2 separate regions of the Homo sapiens genome follow, and region 2 is linked to region 1. Evidence: read pairs that join two places in POLR2A ChIA-PET (ENCODE). Cell type or tissue: GM12878. All regions are shown on one strand. Each heading gives the region's core, and the rest is flanking DNA. Links, peaks and the distances in the headings are about the cores only.

Region 1 (5,388 bases), core at 97-5,096:
TAAGTCTCATTTGTCTTGACTAACAAAGTCTAAAGACAATATAAACTCACTGAATTTGGATACTTCTTAGTTGGACAGTTGAACTGATAGGGGAATGAAATAATGAATTGGTTATTTTCAGTATTTCTTACTGTTTCTTATATTTGGGAGACATATAGTACAATAGTTAAAAGTCTAGAATTCTAGGTTAGTCCTGAGTTTAAATTATTGCCCTTCTGCTAATTATATGATCTTAGGTAAGTCATTTGATTATTTAGATTCGGTTTTCCCATCGGTAAAATGATGACACTAGCTTTGTTATGAGGATCACATGAGAGAATATATTAAGTGCACAATGCGAAGCACATATGTGCTGAATAAATGACAGCTACCCGCTGTGGCTGTGGCAGTCATGATTCTCATCAAAATACTTTAGAATCAATAAAATTGCAAATTGTCAGCTTAGTCAAGTCAGAGCAGAAAATGTGGCTGAAAAAGCAGAAGCTGAGAAGCACAGATCACCAGTCTTTCATCGCAAAGTTAAATTCAGCCCTAAGTTTAATTTCTTGCAGACTTTCTGGTTGTGGGCAATGTGGCAAGAACAGAAAATGAATAACTCATGGTATCTGTCCTCAGGAGTTCACACGGATGTGGGAAGGTGAGACACCCACATACAGCATTGAAATAACTTTGTGCGGGTCTGTGCCAAAGGGAGAGCTATTTAAAAATATTAATAAATAAATGAACAAGGAACTGAGAAGAAGAAAGAATCAGTATAAGCTGGAGTGCTGGGAGAAGACAAGTATAGGCATGAGTGTGTTATGGATATTCCCAGTGTGGAGGAGGGGGACAACACTGAGCAAGACAGATTTCTGGGAATCTGGGAAAACCGGCCCGGGTGGTAGACTTGAGCTGAGAAATGGAGTGAAGATGTGTGTCCCACCCATATCCTCATGGTGCCTACCATTGCCATGCAAGCAGGCTGACTTTCAACTGCCAGCCTCTGTGATTTGGTGCCAGAGACTTTCCTGCAGCCATAAAGGCAGGGCAAAAATGCTAGATTAATGTTCCTCCCCAAGAAGCTCTCAACCAATGGTAGTTGATGGATAAATATTCCAGTTCTCTCTCACTGCTGTATCTCCCAAGATGTCCCCAACAGGATTAGGTTCTAGTGTGCTATAGATAAAACATCCCTAAATGGCTCCTTTCCCTGTTCTCTCACACTCCTCCACACCCCGATGGCTGTTACTTGGGATCATTTCCTAAATAAACACTTGTTTTTAAACCCTTGTATCAAGTCAAACCAAGACTTGGAAGATGATGGCATTCTGTTCCACGTGAATTTCTTGAGTACTTTCCACAGGCCCACACTAGGCTACCCACTGCAGATTCAGAGATGAATCAGATGTGTTTCCTGACCACACAGGATTTACAGTCTCGTTAGGAACGTGAAGGTGTTGGAAATGAGTTGTATTGAGGTCACCTAGATCATAAATTTCTTAGGTACAGTATGATGCTTGATTTCTCATTATGGCTCCCTCAGGAATGAGTACAATTCCCAGCAGATTGTACTTGCTCAACTATTTACTGAATAAATAAAAAGCATGATAATGACAGTACAATGCACTTTAAATGTTCTACAGATTTTCACAGAGCTAAGTGCTTTATAAAAATAAACACATTTATTCCCCCACTAAAACGTTTTAGATAGAAATCACTATGCCCATTGTAAAATTAAAAAGCTGAGGTTCAGAGAAGTTGTGTCACTAGCTAGGAGGTCACCAAGCTGAGATCTGACACAATGCTCTTAGATTCTAAATTTAGCAACCCCAATAGCTTTATCATCCTGGCCTTCTCTGCCCTGTAGCCAGGTAAGCAGGTTGTAATTAGGGAGAAATTCAGGAAAAGAAGCTTCTAGAAGCTCAGGCTGTGGTGCAACAAAAATGTGACTATTAAGCTCTTTAAACATCTCCTGGATGCTAACAGTTGGGATATCTGCCTCCTTAGTTGTAAGCCTAACTTTCCTAAGAAAGTAGCAGCTGTATCCAGTAAAGGAGGCGCTCATTTCTTTTTTTTTATTATAATACTTTAAGTTCTAGGGTACATGTACACAACATGCAGGTTTGTTGCATAGGTATACATGTGCCATGTTGGTTTGCTGCACCCATCAGCTCGTCATTTCCATTAGGTATTTCTCCTAAAGCTATCCCTCCCTCAGACCACCCCACCGCCCTGCCACAGGCTCCAGTGTGTGATGTTCCCTACCCTGTGTCCAAGTGTTCTCATTGTTCAATTCCCACCTGTGAGTGAGAACAAGGAGGCGCTCATCTCTTTACTGCCATTTGTGGATGACCAAAGGGAGTCCCAGAGGGTTTATGTGTTATGCCCACTATCACGATTGTTCCTTTCATGCCAGTCCTCTAACAAGCTGAGGCAATTCCTTCAGATGAGAATGGCCCATTGCAGCTCCTGGGCCCTAGGACTGAAGCAAAGGTGGGAGAATTCAGCCTACGCATCATATGGAACAGTGCTTCAAAAACTATCTAGAGTTAAAGACCAGTTCACAATTTTATAGAAAAACAGTCTATGTTTTTTAAATAAATTTTATTGTGTATGTTTAAAGTATACAACATGATGTTATATATGTAGTAAAATGATTATAGTGGAACAAATTAACATATCCATTATTTCATACAGATACCCATTTTTACCCCGGGGCAATAGCCCCTTTAATCTTCTCATTTAGCAGAAATCGTGACTACAATACACCATTATCGACTATAGTCCTCATGTTTTACATTAGCTCTTTCTACTTCTTCATCCTATACATCTGCTACTTTGTATTCTTTGACTTACATCTTTCTGTTTCTTCCCCTCCCCCACATTCTGGTAACTATTGTTTTATTCTCTATGTGTGGTTTGACTTTTTTTTTTTTATTTATTTTTTACATTCCACTAAATGAGATCCTGCAATATTTTTCTGTGTCTGGCTTATTTCACAAATTTTTAAATGTCCAATTTATAGCAGACCAATACTTCTGCCAACACACAAAAATACTAATTACTAGATGTCACAGCAAGGGCAAATTGCTCTAAAAATGCCTAAACGCTCTCGATTTCTACACTTATCTTGACATGGGCCACTGGGACAACAGTTTGTGGTTTGGCCCTGGGCCTCTGACCACTGACACTTTGAGCAGCACAATACAGGGAACAGGAAAGAGAGAGAATATACATGAGACAGCATACAATTCTCAGTTCTGCAAGAAGCAGTCTGGTGGCCCTCCCCTGTCCTTCAGAAACAATGCACCTCTCAGAATTGCTTCCCTGTGCCACCTCTGACTCCCCCCACACACTAAGTTGGGTCTCAATGCCCTCAAACTGTCTCTTGCACACCCAGAATCCTTCCTTCAAGTTCCTCGCACCTAGATCTCCCCTTATCACCTTCAACAAGATTTATCCTGTAACCCATCTCAGCTAGTATTTATTCTCTGCTAGAATAGAACACGTCTATCTTAGAGGTAAACGTAATAATCTGCATCCTATAAAACATTAGTTTTCAAAGTAGAGTGCTTACAGCCTGTGGGGTATGCAGAATGACCCCCTGTGTAATATGGCAAGCAAATATAACTCTGTTTATATATATCCTTTCTCTACCCTTTTAAAATTTCCGTTTTTGAGGTATCATTTATAACACACTTACTATATCAGGATAGTACATAAACAAACAGATATATGACAGGGTGCCAGCTTTTTTTTTTTTTTTTTTTTCTGACAGTACTCAAGGAAAAATGTTGTGGTTTTTTTTTTTTTCAGCTTTAATGTATCTAAGACTAATTGGACTACCTTGTTTAAAATGCAAACTCCACTGGGCATGGTGGCTCACACTTGTAATCCCAGCAGTTTGGGAAGCCAAGGCCGGTGGATCACTTGAGGTCAGGAGTTCGAGACCAGCCTGGCAAATATGGTGAAAACCTGTCTCTGCTAAAAATACAAAAATTAGGCGGGCATGGTAGCGTACACCTGTAATCCCAGCTACTCGAGAGGGTGAGGCAGGAGAATCATTTGAGCCTAGGAGGCAGAGGTTGCAGTGAACCAAGATTGAGCCACTGCACTCCAGCCTGGGTGACAGAGTAAAACTGCCTCAAAAAAATAAAGCAGCAGCAGCAGCTCTAAGGATCCTATAGATTCCGGTTTGTTGGTCTGCAGTGGGGACCTGGATTATGTATTTGTAATAATCACCTCTCCCCACCCAAATGATTTTGTTGCAATTGTCCCAGGACCATCCTCTGCACATAAAAAGGCAAACCATTTTGTTGGAAGAGATTCATATAATCTTTGTGAGATTTTATGTGGTGATAATTCATGAGTGAGAACAGGGTGCTGATATTCCTTTAAACAGTGACATTTTTAAAGTAATTAATTCCTACACTTGAAAACAAGGTCACTGTCTCCAAAACTCAATGCTCATTAAGATTCTAAAAGTAGAAATTAAGGGAGAGAAAGTCATTTATTCTGGAAAATGCAGACATCAAAGGGAACATGCTGTTCTTTTTGGATGAGTCCAAATGAATGTCAGGTTGACCTGCAGAGAAACTGTTAAAATGTGATAGAAGAACTTGAGTCTGGGCGCCTGTAATCCCAGCACTTTGGGAGGCTGAGGCAGGCAGATCACAAGGTCAGGAGATCAAGACCATCCTGGCCAACATGGTGAAACCCCTTCTGTACTAAAAATATTTTTAAAAATTAGCTGGGTGTGGTGGTACGTGCCTGTAATTCCAGCTACTTGGGAGGTTGAGGCAGGAGAATCACTTGAACCTGGGAGGCAGAGATTGCAGTGAGCCGAGATCACACTACTGTACTCCAGCCTGGTGACAGAGTGAGACTCCGTCTCAAAAAAAAAAAAAAAAGAAAAACAATTTGAAGCATATTTTGAAACATTTCGAGTTTGTATTTTGAAACTAGGGCATCTTGGGCATTTCCAGGTTGGCAAAGGGATTTATTTCCCAGAAGAGACCATGTATTTGAAAACCCTGGTTTTGGTAATGGAAGCTAGAGGAAATTGAGCTAATAGGCTTGGTATGATTTTCTGAGAGTATGGCAGCAGGTAAGAGTTCAGGCTGTGGTTAGTGAAAGGGAGGTCTAACAAGAGGTGACAGATAGGGTGGTCAGGGAAAAATGTTCCTATAACAGACAGCAGGGATACAATCATTAAGCCAAGGTTTGGAGACATGAATGGACTCCATTGGATTGATGGGGACAAGGCAACTTCTCCATACTGAGTTCATGGGATGCACTGCAGACTATCAAGGCAGAGACCCTGGAACAGCAAAGAAATATTATAAATGGAAACCAGGTCACAAACATGGCAGAATCTAAGTAGCTTGATTTGGGAAATTCAATCAGACA
Region 2 (5,388 bases), core at 155-5,154, 460 kb after region 1:
ACACCTGTAATCCCAGCACTTTGGGAAGCCGAGGTGGGCACACATGTAATTCCAGCTACCCGGGAGGCTGAGACATGAGAATCCCTTGAACCTGGGGGATGGAGGTTGCAGTGAGCCAAGTTTACACCACTGCACTCCAGCCTGGGCGACAGAGCAAGACTATCTCAAAAAACAAAAAACAAAAATTGTTTTAATATAAATATTTCTAATGAATAAACTTGTAGTTGAACTTGAACTTTGGATTACACAGAGCTGGGCTTGAATGAGAGATATTCTTTCTGAGCTCTGTGGCTTTGGCAAGTCACTTCACATCTCTCAGCCTTGGTTTCCATGTCTATAAAATAGGGAGAGAATATTGACCTTGAACTGTGAGACTGAAATTAAAATAGCATGAAAAAAATGAGTAGCACATGACTGTGCCCATGATGAGCACATAAAACTGGTAGTTGCCAGTATTATTATCATCCCACACTGTGTCTAATGCATCAGAATTTTGGATAAAAGGAAATGGTTTCCAACGGGAACATCTGGGTTCCAGTTCTGCTTTATCCAAGCATCAATCACAGGGCCTCAAATAAATCTAGGATGATCAAACATCCCCATTTGCCATGGATAGTCCCATTGGGTACCTGTTGTCTGGGAGTAATTCTTTATAGCATCTTCTTTCACTCTCAAAAAGATCCTGTTTTGGCCATTACACTAGTAAAACACGGTTAATTTTTTAATTAGGTAATTAGTTATAGCTTTGTGCTCCAATATCCTGTAAAACGAGGAAAATACCCATCCAATCTATCTCACTGATTTATGAGGAAGAGCCTAAAAGTGTTATTTTTATCACAAGGTCTATCAAGGAAAGTTCACGTTTTATGATAACGAATGAGAATTTGCACTGTCACATAAAAGGATATAAGCTCCTTTTATCCAATTCATTTCTTACATTTTTTTCTTGTAGCTACAAAGTCTTCACACATTTTGTGATGAACACAACTGTAACTCAAAATCACAAAACTCTGTAGCCTTTCTTTTAAAAACCAACTATAAAGGACAGAATTTTCACACCCTAAGGCCTCTTAGCTCATAGCACACTCCCCACCACTTCCTGGTCTGTTCTCAGGTTAGACATTGCTAATCAATCACAAAGAATTTACTGCAGACTCTTTCTCTGGGTACTTTGAGCAACCATTATGAGTGAACTAGAGTTGGCATATGAAACAAATGTTTCCCTTTCTGATTTGCCTAACATGATCATTTTACAGTCAGGGTCACTGGGGACACTGAAAGAGAAATGAGCCACGACCCCGACAGGAGTGACTCTGAGAGTAATACCCAGGCTGGCTTTTTCCCTTGTATCATTTTATCATACCGACAAGTGACTGCCCTTAGAGGTCCTTGCAGATCAAATCAAAGCAGACAAATTTACATTTTGAGGCCAATAGCTAGTCTTCTAAGAGACTGCTAAATACTATCTCCTAAAAAATATGATAGTAAAATAATGAGTCCCCTTTACCTATTTATTCACTCACAGTCAAAATTGAGGTATTTACCATGGCCTTCAAGGAGCTATATAATGTGACCTCCATTCCTTCTCCAATATCATCTCCTCCTACTCTTTACTCTGGCCACACTGAGTTCCTTGGGAGCTTCTTCATACATGCTTGGCATGCTTCTATCTTAGGGCCTTTGCACTGGCTGTTCCCTCTGCCTGGAATGCTCCTCCCCAATTACCTGCATGATCCTCTCCCTTTCCTCCTTCAATAATAATTTCAAGATGACTCAAATGTCACCTCACTGGGGTCCATCCTGACCACCTTGTGTAAAATGGCAACCAACGCCCACCCCATTGGCACATCCAATCACCTTGGTCTGCCCCATGCTTCCCCAAATCCCTTATCACCTTCTAACCTCCTATATCGTTTACATACCATGTTTATATTATTGATTGCCTGTTTCCTGCAAATAGAATGTTAACTCTAGGAAGGTACATGCATGCATATGTACATGCACACTCACATGTGTGTGTGTTCTCACTACTGTACTCTCAGCATCTAGACTAGTAGTTGACATATTCTACCATTCAATACATTTTGAATGTCATAGTTACAAAGATGTAAGATGTACCTACAGAGATATGGAAGAGAATCTGTTTGTGATGGTTTAGTCATGCAAACCATCAAGTAATTTTCTAATGTATTTGCCTGGGGAGTTTCAGGAATTCCACAATACTGACTGTCAGTCAGGAACCCATCAGCAGAAAAGAAATCTCCGTGCATTTACCTTAAAAACAAAGCCTCAGGTAATTAGAAATAAATGGAAAGATATGTATGCATCTTTGTGGTCACATAAAGTCAAGGGTGAGAGTACCCAACAGACAGAGGCCATAAATAACCCACAATTTGTGAATTTAAGATAGGCAAGAAGCTGACTGGCCAGCTGTTTTGAGAGTATTTGTTTCTAGAATGTGATTGTGTCTATACTGGGTTTTTAAAGGTACATTAGAGTCACTTTAGAAAATAAGATGTCATCCTTAACTGTCTTTGATTCCTCTAAATGGCAAAACAGCTAAACTGCTTGTATCCACACAGCCTAATACTTGATTTTAATCTGTTTTTTTATAGATCTAAACTTACAACTCTAGCAAAGCTGAAAGAAGCTTAAGGGTAGGAACTTAAAGGGTTCTTACCTTTCCACAAACAGTAGAAGCTCAAGGGTAGTAAATCATCCAGCCCCACTCCTCGCTTGTCCTGTCCCCTCCAATACAGCCCCTTAGTCCTAGGCACACGTTAGATTATACCAAACATCAACACTGCTTACTGAAGACTTGTTTCCTCCCTGTTCATGTATCAAAGAGTCACAAATATTTCTAAAGGACTTTCTTTATTAGCAAACATAGATAAAAGAACTGTGCTAAGAGGGACACAAAATGAAAAGGCTAAGATCCCATTTGGGGGAAGCTCTTGATGAAGCTAGGAATTTAGACATGGGAGCAAGTAAGTATTCAACAATGCAATGCATGCCATGGCTATGAGATGCTCTAGCAACACCTGGAGTAGAGTAGCCCGGAGTTCCTGGGAAGGTTTCGGAAGGGAAAGGACAGAGGAGAAGGTGGGTAACAGAAATAAGGCTAAATTGGGTAACATCCTTGCAATTCCTAGACTGTTGCTCACTTCTAACCCAGAATGTCTCGTCATTTCTAACTGAATCATGGAGAGAAAATGTAGAGATCTAATAGCACTGCAAAGAGAACCTCCCTGCACTGGCTGACTCTCTCCCTCAGAAAAATGAGAATTTTCTGGGCTACCGAAGCATTTCCAAGATTTCCTTTTTTTTTTTTTTTTTTTTTTTTTTTCTCACTCAGTCGCCCAGTGCAGTGGTGCCATCTCAGCTCACTGCAACTTCCGCCTCCCGGGTTCAAGTGATCTCCTGCCTCAGAATCCCGAGTCGCTGGAATTACAGGCACCTGCCACCACGCCCAGGTAGTTTTTGTATTTTTAGTGGAGACGGTTTTCACCATTTTGGCCAGGCTGCTCTCGAACTCCTGACCTCAGGTGGTCCACCCACCTTCACCTCCCAAAGTGCTGGGATTACAGGCGTGAGCCACCGTGCCCGGCCAGTCCCAGGATTTCTTAACAGCCGTAACAGAGAGAAATTAATGGACTAAAATGAAAAGGAAAATAGGGAGACACCCAAGCCCTCCTTCTTCTTCCATAAGTCTATTGTACTGAATCATTTAGCCTTTTATTAAATTAACAAGTAGCAATGAAGCACCAACCAAGTGCCAGGTAGAAGAAACAGTGATAATCAAGACCCATGGGATCCTTAACATCAGAGAGCTTTCATTCAATTCCCAAAATAATCAAGAATTTGATAATTTGCCTTCACAGCCTATAAAGAGGCTTGAGTTTTTAAGAAGTGGTAATGTGTTACCTGGAAAATTCCCTCCAGCTGGGTGAATCTATTTAGATCTCAGCTCATGACTCCCCAAGATCCCCAATTGCTACTGTACATGGTACTGGAAAGTTCCATGCTCCCATGATCGAATGATATTCCACCTCATACCTATGCAAACCTAGCTTGGTAAAGCCAAACACCAGTCCCTGCCTTCACCTCCTCAATCTAAACACGATTCAAATAAAATGAGGACTGTCTTAGATAACTACTGAACAGAACACCTGACTATATATGGCCTTAGGAAGAAATAGCTTCAAATAAATTTAGAAATCATCCAGCCCCACTCCTTCATTTTACAGATGAGAAAACAGGGAGCCACAGTGGGAACATAAATGACTCAAGCTAAGGAAGCTGTTAAGAAAGCTCAGATTTCTTTTTTTTTTTTTTTTTTTTAACATTGGCAAGGTAGCTCGTTTTCACTTCTACCCCATCCTCCCTCAGGCTCCAATCCAACCTAACTACCTTTAAAAAGTTGTTTAACAAGTCAGAGCTACATCTGATATTCCTATTAAAGCCTCAAATAGAATAATTATTTCTAGCTTTGGTTGGCGCTTTGCTATACTTTCTGCAACAGAAATAATTGCATTTTGTCAAGCAAACCTCTACACCATCCCAAAAAGCAAAGACCAGCGACCTGCAGCGAGCCAGCACACTCACAGGAAGTCCCTCATCAAAGCCTAAGGCACACACAATGCATTTGAAGAATCCCAAATTGCAAATTAAACTGGCAAACTGAGTCCAACTTCCAACATCAATGAAACGTCCATACATTTTATCACCATGTAATTGCTTTTCAGGTGACTTTTCCTTAGTGCCTCTGGTTTCTGAGTAAAAATTTTAATTTCAAGGAAGTGCTATAATTTATTGTACCTGTTCTTTTTGTATTATAAAAGCCAGTGAAATCTCTCTCCAGGTAAACGAGCTCGTGTTTCAGTGATCTATTGTGCCCTCTGTATCGCGTTTACGCACTCGACCTTAATCAGTTCATAATTAGAAGGTAAAGAGAATGGTGGTGTTTATAAATAGAATTTGAAATGGAAGATGAAGTGGACACAAATAGATCTGTCTGGAACTTTCAGCCCTGGCCACTTTCATCTATCAGAAAAATAATGAAGGCACCAAAATAATCCATGCCTGTGGCAGAGAAGGAAAGCTTCTATTTAGATCGTGACAAGAAGAGGCACTATGTAATGTAGGACACAAAGAGATAGTTAATCCTAGGCTTGAAGGCAGGGAGTGGTCTACTAATAAAATCATCACATTCAGGGGAGAAAGATCACAGAAAGGTGATGATGGATGAATGCCTAAATTTTTTTAAGAGACAGAGTCTTGCCCAGACTGGAGTATATTGGTACAATCATAGCTCACTACAGCCTCAAACTCCTGGGCTTAAACAATCCTCCCGCCTTAGCCTCCCAAGTAGCTGGGACTGCAGGTGCA

What was found. ChIA-PET counts read pairs that join two places held together with the same protein. Peaks named below come from ENCODE experiments on the same cell type or tissue, not always from the same donor. Only the 100,000 strongest peaks of a DNase experiment are listed, where the experiment ranks them.
Region 2: POLR2A ChIA-PET joins it to region 1 with 7 read pairs; 2 of 35 experiments call an interaction of 5 or more read pairs at or near these places.

The regions. Positions count from the first base shown.
Region 1 is chr3:5,752,608-5,757,995 of GRCh38, reverse strand. LOC105376940 (a long non-coding RNA gene) reads right to left here. Exons shown (of 3, transcript XR_940572.3): 3 at 2,044-2,461. Among named protein-coding and RNA genes, the nearest start is that of MIR4790, 510 kb to the right of the region's middle. In GM12878, for the core only: no CTCF peak of the experiment used is centred there; DNase peaks (open chromatin) are centred at 545 and 3,165.
Region 2 is chr3:5,292,296-5,297,683 of GRCh38, reverse strand. No RefSeq gene overlaps it. Among named protein-coding and RNA genes, the nearest start is that of MIR4790, 45 kb to the right of the region's middle. In GM12878, for the core only: no CTCF peak of the experiment used is centred there; no DNase peak of the experiment used is centred there.